4 separate regions of the Homo sapiens genome follow, and regions 1, 3 and 4 are each linked to region 2. Evidence: chromatin contacts called from ENCODE Hi-C or POLR2A ChIA-PET data. All regions are on one chromosome and are shown on one strand. The core of a region is the stretch at or near the end of the contact, and the rest is flanking DNA. Distances in the headings are between cores, read along the strand shown.

Region 1 (2,968 bases), core at 306-2,805, 1.2 Mb after region 2:
ACAGCCACCAAACTACTTTCCTAAACCCCCAGTTCCATCAGATAACTTTCCAGCTCAAAAACTTTAATGGCTCCCTACCTACTACGCATTGGGAAAATCCCAACTAAAATTCAAGACCCAGGCCAGCATTACCCTACTGTTATAATACAGGACTTGTGTCCTTCTAATTACCCCAAGGAAATTCTATAAAGCTTCAACCAGACTAATCGGCTCACTGCTCCCCCAACACAAACTGCCCGCATATCTAGGCTGGATTACGCCCACGCCAGCCCTCACTCCAACCTTTCTGCCATTCCTTCCAAAGCCAGCCTACCCCCCCATCTCTGGCCCCACACACTACCCATACTACCCATCTTCTGACCCTCATCAACACACCCTTGTAGCTATCTCAATTCCCGTGGCATCCCAATCCGCTCCAATCAAGTCAAAGTTCCTTGGAAGGCAGACACATACTTTACATAGAGGGTCCAGCACAGTGCCCTGCACTTAGTAGGTGCTGGCTATTACTGATTAAAACCAGCAGGGGTTCAAATAACGTTTCTAGGGAGGGCAAGATAATACTGCCTATCTTCTTCCATTCGTAGTAAAAAGTATTCAGCGTTCACTACAAGCCTGAAAACGCCTAGCGTACGCAGATCAACGGTGCAGTGGAGAGGGCACGCCGCCGGATGGCAAAAAACCTGTGTCCTAATCCTGGTTTTGCCACAATCTCGGCAGTTGCTGGGAAATCAAGCCATCTCTCGGAGCTCCGGTTGTCTCCGACGTAAAACAAGGGAGCTGCTGTAGAGGATCCCGAGGTATCTTTTGGCTCCTAAATGTCCCCCGATAGGAAACCCCACACTCGTCTTCCAAGGCGGGAGGCAGGCAAACTTTTTTCCCAGCGCGGGCATTCCACACGGTCCTGGAAACTCAGTGCCCGGAGAAAAGGGCAGGGCTGAGGGCAAGGTGAGAAGCGGTCCCCCCGAAGTCGCCGGATTCCTTTACCCCACGGCTCGAGTCCGCCTCAGGTTCCCGGCCCCCTCACAGGCGGACTCCGGGAGAGTGACGCGGCGCGGCTCCCAGGTGCAGGCCGGGTGACTCTGTCCGCCCCTGCGCCCCCCGCACTAGTGGCACACGCCCCGTGGCCCCGGGTAGCGGCCCCGGCCCCTCACCAGCCCAAGGGACGTCCCCGACTCTGGACCAGGCCTCTGGCTCCCGCCTGGCGAGCCGCTCTTCCGGGCCCTGGGGCGGCCTCAGCGCGGCAGTACGGGCCCCAGGCCGGCGGGACGGGCGGCGTGAGGGGCAGCGGTGGCGGCTTTAAGTGCTGAATCACCACTTTGCAACCCGAGCGCCAAACCGCTGTGACCCACGGGGCCCGAGGGCCCGGGCGCTCCATTCCGCTTACCCACACAGGCGCTCCGGAGGCGGCAGGCGGGCGCCGAGGACTGAGCGGAAGGTGCTGGGCAGTGCGGGGTGCAGAAGCCACGCTAGCCGGTACCGCATTAGCCAGCGCAGTCGCCGGGATCACCGCAAACGCTTCCTGCTTGCGCTTCGAGCCGGCCCTGCGCACTGCGCATGCTCTAGCCGCGGCGCCGCGCGGTCTCCCGGGAGCTGCGGAGAGGTAGCTGCTCCGGGTTTTGCCTGGAGCCGGATGGGGCCAGGACGCAGGCGAGGACGGTGAAGACCGCGGACAGCCGAGGCCTGAGCAGGCGGACTGGAGGGACAGGGGTTTGGCCGGGGCGCTTTAGGAGCCAGCACCCAGACTTTCCCAGGCGGGGAGGGTCCCAGCTAGATCCCACCGGCCGCACTTGTGAGGGTGGCGACGTGTGTCTGACTGTGAGGGGGCGAGGGGCCGCTCATAAATCCAGTGAGGGCACACGGGGCTATGTTTTCTGAGGCACCCCCACTGACTAGCGTGCCGGACCCTGCAGGTGTTGGAACAAGGTTCGTGGTCGCGGCGGCCTCACGTAAAATGAATCCGCGGCCGGCGCGCGGCCCGCGGGCTCCCTCTAGAGCGCGGTGGGGACGTGGACCGCGAAGGCACAGATGCGCTGGAGACAAGGCTCGAGTGCGGCGTGGGGGAAATTCAGACGCAGGGGTCAGCGATAGAGAGGCCAGGACCCAGGGGGACGTTTCCATCCTTGGGGAAGTTAGCAGCTCTCTTAAGAGGAAGGTGCGGATGGGACGGGCGCCGCAGCAAAACAAGGCTTCAAATCCAGAGTAGAAACTACTACTCTTGTTAGTACTCCGTACTAGGAATACTACTAATGTCAGTCGGCTTCAGTGGTTACTTTTTAAACAAAGAATTTTCTCCCCAGTGGCTTTATGGGGCTTTGCACCCACGAACAACTTAATAGTTGTTATGAATCTAACTTTCCATAATACCTTATGGGAGTCTTTAAGGAAGAATGCTATTAGGGATGGTGACTTGCCAGCTTAAGTACTTTTAGGTTTCTGATTGACAGACGATCAAGACTGCAGCCAAAAACGGTGTCCTTAGTCCAAGTATTGCTTTAAATGGGAATTCAGTAGGAGGGTTCCTTAATCAAGTTGATGCTTTATCGAAGACGTACCCACGATCTTTTTAACAGTGCGGTTTCACCTAAAGGCAAACCTTTGGATGAAAACAGGTAAAAATTATGGCAAGCCTCCTAGTGGTGTTTGCAAGTGCATGGTTTTAAGAACCTTTAAATTACCAGTCCCAATGCAGAGTAGTCAATCACCTTGAAGCAGCTCCTCTGAGAGTGTTAATGCAGCCTTTCTGAATACATTTATGCTCCATTAATGGAATCTATAAATGGGCTGGGGTAGATTCAGACTTGGAGGGCTTGAAACATATACAATTTGGGGGACCTCTTTGAGACATAAAATACAAATTATAAATACAAAATTAGCAATCAGAAGATTACTATAGAGAGAAAATACATCACAACAAATACTCGAGACTTGGAGATTAGTACCCTTTTTTTTCCTGAGATCTCTTTAGGCT
Region 2 (3,211 bases), core at 678-3,177:
TAGCAAATTACTAAATCTAGTTGAAAACAATAGGAAAGAGGATACTTTTCCCTCTAGTATTTGTTCTATCAACCTAGACTTAGCACAGAATATCTGAAATTGCAGCTAAAATAAAGGCTTCATTTTATAAAATAACATTTGAGTTGTTCCTGTATCCATGATCAGCATACAGACCTGCTAAAAGCAGAAAATAATGTTATGTTCCTCTCTATGGGATGAGTATTTCAGTAGTTTTAAGGAAAGAAAATCCTGAAAAAGAATTTAGAAAAATATTAATAGAAAGGAGGAGGATGCTTCAAAGTAATGCCGACATACATCATTTTCCCTCCAAGGCTATTAGCACTGAAATACTTTTTGCTGACTATATGGCACTTATTCTATACCTTTTGTTAATTAACAAGTAAATAGGTGGCAACAGCAACTATATTAAAGTAGAAAGCCTTTCTATAAATGAAAGTCAGAATTCAAAATTTAGAAGGCAACATTGTTTGCTTCAGATCTACTTGTTACAAATTGTGGGTTTGAAAACATGCAACCTTATCTCATGATGCACCATAACTAGTATTTAGTTATACTAATAACTCCAAATTATGTAAACAATAGATACCCCGAAATCATATTTGGGTTTGTTTCAGAGATATTTTTGGTTCTTATATTTGGACTTAGGTACTCTTGATCTAAAAATTCACTCAACCTCCAATAAAATAATGAAGGCACAGATAAAAAATCTGATAGAGCTGAATATCGAAATTCCTTGCTTTTAACAGGCGATACAGCGCATTCTTACTCTCTTTTCTCCTAGATCAGCAGGTGTCCCCGCCGCTCCAGTAGACTGAGAAAAAGGAAAAGGAGGGGGCGACAAGAAAGGAAAGGAAATTGTCTAGGTGTCCTGGTGGTGGAGGTGGGGGGTATTTTAATTTCATAATTAAAAGCTCTCTTCTTCGGCTTTCAAGTTTTTACTCCTATTTGTAATGATTTGATTGAGGACTGTGCAGCAGAGTTTGGGTATGTACATCTCTAACATAAACGGAAAGGAACAAGGAAGGGACGGATAGGAGACAGCAAAGGGTTGCGGGGAGAGAGCAAAACGTAGGCGCGTGGGGACGGGAAGGGAGAGGCGGATTTGGCAGTCAAAGAGGGACGAGAGGAACAGGAATGGAAAGTGTGGACTGGCCGTCCAATCCTATGGGGGAAGGGGAAAGGGGGGGCCCACCACGTCGCACTCCTCCCCACCTCCAGGCTTTTCCTGTGTAGGCTGAAGCCATCCAGGCGTGTACAAAAGAGTCGGTTGCTGAGCCAGGAAGGCTGTCTCCCCGGGCTGCGCAAGCTCCGGGCCGCCTCTCCTGGGCTCAGGAGGGCGGGCAAGGATAAGAAGGCAGAAGCCCCAAGGCGGACAGCTTTGTGGGCGCCTGGAAGAAGGCGAAAGGCCACCAGCCCAGACCCCGAGGGCGCTTGCCCGCGGGACTCGGCGCCGCAGGCCAGGGCCGTCCGTGAAGGGTAGTCTGTGCCTACGTCCTGCCCTACTGGTACCACTCGGACACTCTATCCCCGTCCGACCCTTTGCAGGGCTCGACTTGTCTCCCCGACTGCCCGTCCTTAGTCCAGGTTCTCCTGCGCGGCCCGGGTGCGGGGTCTCCTCGTCATCTCGGGCGACACTCTGCAAACAATATGGCGGTCGGGCGTCGACCGTGGCGCCTTCTCTCCGGGCCCTCGGGGTTGACGAGGGGGACTACCGCCGGCGCTCCCGACCCGCGACGCGCGAGCCCCGGGCGGGCGGGGGAGGCGAGAGCAAGAAACCTGTGGGACCTGTGGGGAGCCGCGTCCGCGGGGCTGGCGCGCGCGGGGGCGGCCTCGGGCTCGCGCGCAAAGGCGCGGGCGCGGGCGGGGGCGGAGTGGCGGCGGCAGCGGCGGCTAGAAGCGGCAGCCCAGAGCCCTCTCGCGGCCGCGGCGGCAGCAGCAGCGCCAGCCCCAGCAACACTGAGGCCGCCGCCGCCGCCTGGCGCTCCCGCCGCCCGGCCCGACATGAGTGAGGCGGTTCGGGTACCCTCGCCCGCCACTCCGCTGGTGGTGGCGGCGCCCGCGCCTGAGGAGAGGAAAGGGAAGGAGTCAGAGCGCGAGAAGCTGCCGCCCATCGTATCGGCGGGCGCCGGCGCGACCGCGGTAGGTGGTGGGCCGGGGCCGTCTGGCGCCCCGGACGGCGGGAGTTGGGAGGGACGGCGGCCGGGCGAGGGCCGTCAGGAGGCCTGCGTTTACCCTGGGCACGCCCTGGCACTCCAGGGAGACGCACTCAGGCCGCCCTTCCTTGGGCAGAAATAAAAGAGTTGTGCCTCGTGGACAGCCCCGAACACTTCGCGAGGTACACCTACCACCCTCGGGAAATGTTGGGGGTGGTCGGTTCCGCTGGATGTTTGGGTTATTTTCTGGGGCTTGGGCCCCCACTTTCTCTAAGAGAATGACCTGCATCTTGAGTCGGCATGATCTGTTGGATGAGCATAGGTGTCAGCAGGCGGGAGTGGGTTTTCCACGGAGGTGCCTGCCTGCCTGCCTGCCTTGGAGGCGCGCAGATTTTTGTCCTTTTCTTCGCTTTTCTTTCCCTTCCCCCTTCAGATTAAACAGGCTCTGCGGCGAGTTTCCACTTAATTGTGACCTTTCCGTTGCTGTCAGTGTAGTGGGAGGTAGATGCATCAGTGATGGTTTTATTTTTCATATGGTACAGACATGTGACTCAGGTGGGGGGAGGCTTTTTGAACCTTTTATTTAAACCCAAGTTATCTAAGCTTGACAGGGATGATTTCCCAGCTGTATCTTCGTAAGGGTTATTTGGAGAGCGCTGTCAGGCTTCAAACTACATATTGCCAGATGATGTCATGGGACAGCCCCCTCCCCCTCTTTCCCTATTTTTACTGGTGGTTGTGACTGGTTAATTTGAAGCACAATTTAAAAAAAAACCTCGGATTTTGCAATTTTTTATTTTGACATAATATTTAAGTACTTTTTGAAAGTTTGCTTTGATATATTTAAAGATCATGACTTGTCATGCAGCTGTGTGTGACAAAATAGTAAAAGTTTAGTGAACATTATACATTTTCTTTATTCCTACTTGCGGTTCATTTCTTAAAACCTCCCTCTTAAATGACTAAGAACTTACTAAAATAGCTCACTCTTCGTTAAGTACTGTATTGGTGTTAGGAATAATTTTCGGATTCGGTAG
Region 3 (3,433 bases), core at 930-3,429, 1.2 Mb after region 2:
GTGGAGGAACACAAAAAGGACATCAGAGCTTTCCACTACACCGGGTTGTTACTTAATAGACTAACACGACATTTAGGTTCCCATGGGTTGTGTGGGCCAGAAGCGCAGTTCCAGGAACCGACTACAACATAGTGTGGGATATGATGTTTCTCTTCAAATAACCCGATCAATCTTTTATTCTTTAATTCATAGTACCCTCCCTTTTTTCTCTTTTTCTCCTTTTTTGCTTTTGTTAAATGCCCAGGCACGCCACAATACTAGGCCTTATCAATACCAGCTCACATTCCTTTCCTTATTTGAAGGGACTAACTTTTTAGCTCATTACAGACACCCCTTCCCCTTTCCTGTCCGCTTTCTTTTAAGTACCCACCTTAGCTAAAAAAAATCAAATGTTTAGCCAACCGGGATTAGTTTAGATTATACGACCCGACCCCAGCCAATGGGAAAAAGATACAGGGGCAGGACTTGCGTCAAAAATAGACTCCTGCCCCTTTGTTCAGGTGTGCTCTCAAGGCGACTGGCCAAAAAGGCACCCCTCTGCGCAAAAATAAAATTGCTTTGCTAAAAATCCTTTGTTCAAGTGTTCAATTTCCTTAAGATTTTAAAAGTTATTCATAACAATAGGCTCCTGTTTCAGTATTTCCTGGTGCGGCGTACCACACCTACAGCGGTCGAGTCACGCCAGGCACTGCCAAGACGCCGAAAAGTTCTCCCGCAGCAGGCCGGAGGTGACCGACGGCGCGCAGGCCCCAGCGAGCGCTGCATGCTGGGATCCGTAGGCCGGGGCGGCGGATGTTTGCGCAGCTTCCTTGAGATGCCACCGCCCGCTGCGCCGCGCAGAAACGGGGAGCGCAGCGCACCCGCGGCCTGCGTCACTCGGTCAGTGCAGTCGTTCTAAAATCGAGGCGGACCCTGCTTTCTTGCCTGGAGTCACTTAGAGATGATGACTAAAGGATAAATTCAGAGTCCTCCAAATGGCGTCCAGTGTCCATTTCATCACGATTTGGAACCTGTAGTAGCCTTATCGCTTAACACTTCCTAATTATTATTATTATTATTTTCTTTTTGAGAAAGGGCATTGCTCTGTCGCCTATGCTGGAGTAATCCAGCGACATAATCCCGGCTCACTGCAGCCTCTATCTCCCGTGTTCAGCGATCCTTCTTCCTCAGCATCCCGAGTAGATGGGACCAAAAGGCACGCATCACCACACCAGGCTATTTTTTCCCCTCTATTTTTTGTTGAGACCCGTTGGGAGGCGCGGGGAGGGGGGTCTCCCTATGTCGCCCAGACTGGTCTCAAACTCCTGGAACTTAAGTTATCGTCCTACCTCGGCCCGTTAAAGTGTTGGGATTACAGGCCTGAGCCACCGGGCCCCAACATTAATTATTCTTCAAGCCTATTCTGGACCGGGCGCGGTGGCTCACGCCTGTAATCCCAGCACTTTGGGAGGCCGAGGCGGGTGGATCATCTGAGGTCAGGAGTTCGAGACCAGCCTGGCCAACATGGTGAAACCACATCTCTACTGAAAATACAAATATTAGCCGGGCGTGGTGGCACGCACCTGTAATCCCAGCTACTCGGGGGCTGAAGCAGCAGAATCGCTTGAACCTGCGAGGCGGAGGTTGCAATGAGCCGAGATCGCGCCACTGCACTCCAGCCTGGGTGACAAGAGCAAGACTCCGTCTCTCACACACACACACACACACACACACACACAAAGACTATTCTGGTCTCTGCCTCCGGGATGGCGGCTCGCTTTGGACCTCTCTTCTGTGCTTCTACTGCCCTCTCTTACAATTCTCTAATAATTATAATCATGGCGAGTGCTTACCATATATTCCAATCTATTTACTTCCACAAGCTCATTAATTCTCACCCTAACCCTCTGAGATGGTTACTATTATTTCCTCTCTGCAGCTGAGGGAATTTTGGGCTAGGGACGTTATGTAAGTTGAGCCACGCTACGCTAAAAGTTCCACACTCAATTCTAGCGTCTCGGCTCTGGACTACCAAGTTCCGGAGCAAGCAGACAGACCACCTCTTTACGTTCCCGTAGGCCACGCTCCGGGGGCGGGGCTCCAGTGAGGATACTGCATCCCATGGTGCCTTGCGCGCCAGCGCAGCCATTGGTCCGGCTACTCTGTCTCTTTTTCAAATTGAGGCGCCGAGTCGTTGCTTAGTTTCTGGGGATTCGGGCGGAGACGAGATTAGTGATTTGGCGGCTCCGACTGGCGCGGGACAAACGCCACGGCCAGAGTACCGGGTAGAGAGCGGGGACGCCGACCTGCGTGCGTCGGTCCTCCAGGCCACGCCAGCGCCCGAGAGGGACCAGGGAGACTCCGGCCCCTGTCGGCCGCCAAGCCCCTCCGCCCCTCACAGCGCCCAGGTCCGCGGCCGGGCCTTGATTTTTTGGCGGGGACCGTCATGGCGTCGCAGCCAAATTCGTCTGCGAAGAAGAAAGAGGAGAAGGGGAAGAACATCCAGGTGGTGGTGAGATGCAGGTAGGGAGAGGGCTGACAGGATTCCGAGCGCTGCGGCTTCGCTGCTGGGCCCCCTACTGCGCGGTCCAGGGAGAGGGATTTTATTTGCATTTCCTGAGGGTCCCAGTTTCTTGGTTCTCCGCGTTCTGTTCAATAAAAATGACACCCGGTTGCTGTGTGTATGTGGTTTTTAGGAGAAAATAACATGTTTGATTTGATCACTGTTCCATACTGAAAAGTGCGTTCTTATGTTTAAACTATAGTCAATAAAGATGTAGGTGTCACTTTTATATGCTACTTCATGTAGTTTGTCAGTTTGGAAGTAAGACTGAATACCTATTTTGCAGATGGTTAAGCACTTACGTTGGTATTATTACCTCTAAAAAGCAATCAATCACTGTTCTCTTTATTCTAGATGCAATATTTTCTGCATCCCTACTAAACAAGTAAACATCTCTGTCTTTAAACATTAAAAATTAATAAAGTGAGTTTATGTTTTTTAAAAGATCAAGACAAGTTAAGCTAGTGTAAATTTCTGATTGTGCTGCAGTTTTCCCTTTCATCTGCGTGTTTGTTCATAGACCAAACTAAACGGATATTTCGAGATAAAGGGATGTGGAGGGGTGTTCGGCCCTCCCCTGACTGGTTTCCAAATAACTTCCCAATTTTAAAATAAGCTAGAAACTGCTGCTTAGTTAGAATTGATTTATTCAACTTTTTAGAGGCTCTCCACAGTTTACTGAGTATGTGTGTTTTGTGTGTCCGTTTTTGTGGCTGTTAACAGTTGCTGTTGCAACTTTTCTGTAAACCCCAAAGTATTCTAAAATTAAAAGGTTATTTTTTAGAAAAACTTGTATCAACAAACTTTCTTAGGCTATTGTTTACTCAGCCCTGGTAACTTGAATTGTGGATATCGAAGGTGATGACTAGGTTTCTAAACAAGGTGTCAGAG
Region 4 (3,212 bases), core at 624-3,123, 1.8 Mb before region 2:
TTTTATTCCATCCATCATTTTCAAACATGAAGTATTTTAATGTGTATTGTCCTTTACCTACAATACTACAAAATAGAAACACACCTATCCACACATGCATTCCAGGTGCATTTACAAGTGTTAACACTGGCTATCTTAACACACATCTTGTTGGGACAGAGGCCAAACTGTTGTAACTGACCAGGAGGAAATAATTATGTGTCTAGCTTGATGCTTCGCCACCAGCACACACTAAAGTTTGCGTTTAAAGCACACAACTACTCTTTGCAAAAATCGTTCCTGTAAAATCTGTCAGTCATCAGCAAATAGGAATAAGCTTAGAGTATGTAAATACTCACAGAGTACCTAAATATTCCTCTTAGAGTACCTAATTCCTCTTAGAGTAACTAAATATCAACTGATTGGACAATATTCTTTTTATAAAGATATGTGAATGTCAATAGGCAAGGCACAAAGATATTAAGTTAAGCCATTTTTAACTAAGAAATTTTGGTAGTGAAAAGGCCAGATGTGACTCCTAGGAACATGTAAAATTTATTTCAGACATGATTGTTCAAATCTGAGAGAAGAAAACATGGTAAATAATGTAAATCCAATTTTGACGAACCGTTTTTTAAAAATTATAAGTAACAATCGTGGTCATGAAACTTAAAACAACTAGGATTTTTATTCTGTAAGAAACATAAACCACTTTAATTTCTGATACAAAGCACACAGGCAGATAGTTACATTTTCTTGTATTTTAAAATAATTTCTGTGGGTTTGCAAGCACAAGTTAAGGCTCAGGTTAGTTTTTCTCTGTCTTCAAGATATTCCTAGAGGGTGTATTTTCAATTCCTCAGAAGTTATTTCAAGAGGTGTTATATCCTCAATTAAACATAGAAGATTAAGCTAGAAGCTCCCTTTCATTATATTTTAGCTATTTTCATTGCAAACTCTAGTACAATCTGTCAATGTAGATAAGAGAAATAACTGAAGTATAGCTTCAAAATAAGTGAAACAGGTTTATAAATCACAGGTAATCAATATTAAGTCCTGACTTTTAAAATATTAATACTAATGAAAGTCATTTTCTAACAAGTATCAAAAACAAAAGCAAATAAAAATTCAGGTGCTAGATTACAACCTTACACCTTACAACTGTAGCCAAATCTGCTGTTTGGCTTTAAAGTTCCACACAAAATCTTAACCTACAAATTTAACATTTCAAACCCACAAAATACAAGTACCAGAGTCACCCACAGTCATGTCAAAGGGCTTTCCAAGGTCTTAGAAACCTTAATCCAATACAGAAAAGCTAAGAGTCAAAAAGACATAGAAACAGGGAAAAGTGAAGGTGTTATTTGCCAAACATTAAACTTTCACAGAAATCCAAAACCTACTTAACAATTTCCCTATATCGAACAGCATAACCTCTATGCAAATGCAGTCATTTATTAGCATTTACTGTACTTACTTTGCTTTTTGCCATTTATAAGCTTCATTAAAGACACCCACAAAGAAGTAACCAGTTGAATGAGCTTCAGTCAAGAAAAACCAGCTGTAAACTCGACCTACAAATTTACATCCCACAGCGTCCTGTGGGGAAGGTACACTTTACAAACTACCATTATATATACAAGCTTTAGATTGTGAAATAATGCACTTCGGCTTTCTCCGGTGTACATTACAATTACAAACCCTCAACTCAACCTCCCCCTTCGTTGAAAAAAAAAATCCACCTCCAATCCTCATTGGTCCACATAGTTCCGGCCCACATGGTATCAGTGGGTGTGTCCCTCCCAAAAAACCCTCTCATTGGCCGTGAAGAAACAGCTTCTAATAGGCTGTGATTTTGGGGGGTAGTTAAACTCCACGCCTCCAGACTTGCGCTCTCCAATAGACCCGAGACGCTGCTGGCTACTCTGTGATTCAAAGGGCAGGCAACCCCAGTAGGACGCGCTCAGAGAAGCGAGAGGGGTGAGAAAGGAGAGAGCACCCTCGGTGTGCCGCCCACTTTATCCTCACTCCTGGACCCCAGCAAATGTTCACACACCTGCGTTTTCCCAGCCACCAATTAGAAGGGCGGACAGAGCGTTCGCTTATTATATATCCTTGACCTAGGGACCCGCTCAAGCTTCGTGTCCAATCCTCGTTCTACTGATAGAAGCGAGCAAAGGGCAGGCTCAGGCAAAGACCTGTAGTGCTTGATGTCCCCTAGGAAAAGAATCAGTCCCGGGAACCTACTCTGTGCAGTCCCTCGACCGCAGACGCGGGGGCGCACGGGGCGTGCTGCGGCGCCTGCCTCAGCCGCTCCCAGTCCCGGGCCCCGCACGCTGCGTCTGCCTTGCGCCCGCGCTCCCCTCCCAGCGGGACTTACGCGGCCTGTTCTTTCTCCCCGAGTCCATCCTCCTCCGCAGCCGGCATTTCTTGGCCGGGGAGTCATGCTGAGGGAGCAGTGGCTGCGGCTGCAGCTCCGGCAGGAGCGGGAGGCGCTGGGGCGCCGCGTCGCTGCCGCCCACTGGACCCCGGCTGCAGACGTGCGGCGGCTGGACTGGCGGCGGATGGAAGCCGTTGTGCAGCAGCCCGTTCACAGCGGCGGCGCTGGTGCCCACGGGGGCCCCTGGAGAGTGCGGGACCGAGCGCTCCTGCTGCCCGCTGCGGTCGCCCATGCCGGGGGCTGGCGGGGCTGTGCGCGGGCCCCGGCTCAGGCGGCCTCGCTGGAGGTCATTCTCCGGCGTCTTTATTTCCCCGGATCCTCCCTGCGGCTTCCGATTCAGCAGCCGCAGAGCCGGCGCCTGGGGATGGCGAACCCGGCGCTCCTCCCCTCCTCCTGCCGACTCCCCCACCTCCTCTGCGCCCTGCCCCCCGCGCGCCGGCCCCACGGCGCCGGCCTGGAGCACGCCAGCCCCGGGCGCGGAATCGGGGATCCCCGCGCACCCCCAGCCGGGGCTCCCGCCGCCCGCCTTCCCCTGATCCCCAGGCCGCGCGACTTCAAACGCGGCTTCCTCGCCTCCCAGACTGGTCCCCGCCACTGAGCATGCCCAGTCCTGCCCGCCACCGCCACCGACGAGTTTCAACATGGGGAATCAAGTTCTCTGGGCTTGCAGAGAGGAGATGGGCGGGTTGGGCTTTGTATGGCGATGTGAAAACCAGATGGGTCTGGGAGAGACAGCGAAAGGAGCGAACCGTTTCAGGAGGAATACGGGAGGAAGACAATTATTTGCAGAGGT

The links. A loop is a pair of places that touch in the nucleus more often than their neighbours do. ChIA-PET counts read pairs that join two places held with the same protein, here RNA polymerase II (POLR2A). Pooled maps may share reads with other maps.
Region 1: a map of CD8-positive, alpha-beta T cell shows a loop between it and region 2 (3-fold over the local background). The contact joins the promoter of IDE here to the promoter of HECTD2 in region 2. A Hi-C loop is called at or near these places in 1 of 168 maps with a recorded cell type or tissue (CD8-positive, alpha-beta T cell) and 8 of 50 pooled maps. POLR2A ChIA-PET finds 5 or more read pairs at or near these places in 1 of 52 experiments (WTC11).
Region 3: a loop to region 2 is called in a map of CD8-positive, alpha-beta T cell, with 6 times the contacts of the local background. The contact joins the promoter of KIF11 here to the promoter of HECTD2 in region 2. A Hi-C loop is called at or near these places in 2 of 168 maps with a recorded cell type or tissue (CD8-positive, alpha-beta T cell and naive thymus-derived CD4-positive, alpha-beta T cell) and 12 of 50 pooled maps. POLR2A ChIA-PET finds 5 or more read pairs at or near these places in 1 of 52 experiments (WTC11).
Region 4: a pooled map shows a loop between it and region 2 (10-fold over the local background). The contact joins the promoter of PANK1-AS1 here to the promoter of HECTD2 in region 2. A Hi-C loop is called at or near these places in 6 of 50 pooled maps.

What each region holds. Positions count from the first base shown.
Region 1 is chr10:92,572,538-92,575,505 of GRCh38, forward strand. It overlaps IDE (insulin degrading enzyme), which reads right to left and starts at 1,556. Exons shown (of 25, transcript NM_004969.4): 1 at 1,385-1,556. The coding sequence starts at 1,482. RefSeq lists a silencer at 956-1,405 and enhancers at 1,906-1,965, 1,976-2,215.
Region 2 is chr10:91,408,417-91,411,627 of GRCh38, forward strand. It overlaps HECTD2 (HECT domain E3 ubiquitin protein ligase 2), which reads left to right and starts at 1,928. Exons shown (of 21, transcript NM_182765.6): 1 at 1,928-2,160. The coding sequence starts at 2,023. The region is part of intron 3 of HECTD2-AS1 (HECTD2 antisense RNA 1); the gene reads right to left. RefSeq lists an enhancer at 1,335-1,544 and a silencer at 1,695-2,284.
Region 3 is chr10:92,590,951-92,594,383 of GRCh38, forward strand. KIF11 (kinesin family member 11) reads left to right here and starts at 2,180. Exons shown (of 22, transcript NM_004523.4): 1 at 2,180-2,502. The coding sequence starts at 2,426. RefSeq lists enhancers at 895-984, 1,795-1,984, 2,015-2,064, 2,166-2,917 and silencers at 2,385-2,434, 2,515-2,584.
Region 4 is chr10:89,642,241-89,645,452 of GRCh38, forward strand. PANK1-AS1 (PANK1 antisense RNA 1) reads left to right here and starts at 1,874. Exons shown (of 5, transcript NR_184344.1): 1 at 1,874-1,959. PANK1 (pantothenate kinase 1) reads right to left here and starts at 3,002. Exons shown (of 7, transcript NM_148977.3): 1 at 2,360-3,002. The coding sequence starts at 2,651. RefSeq lists silencers at 1,776-1,825, 2,526-3,005.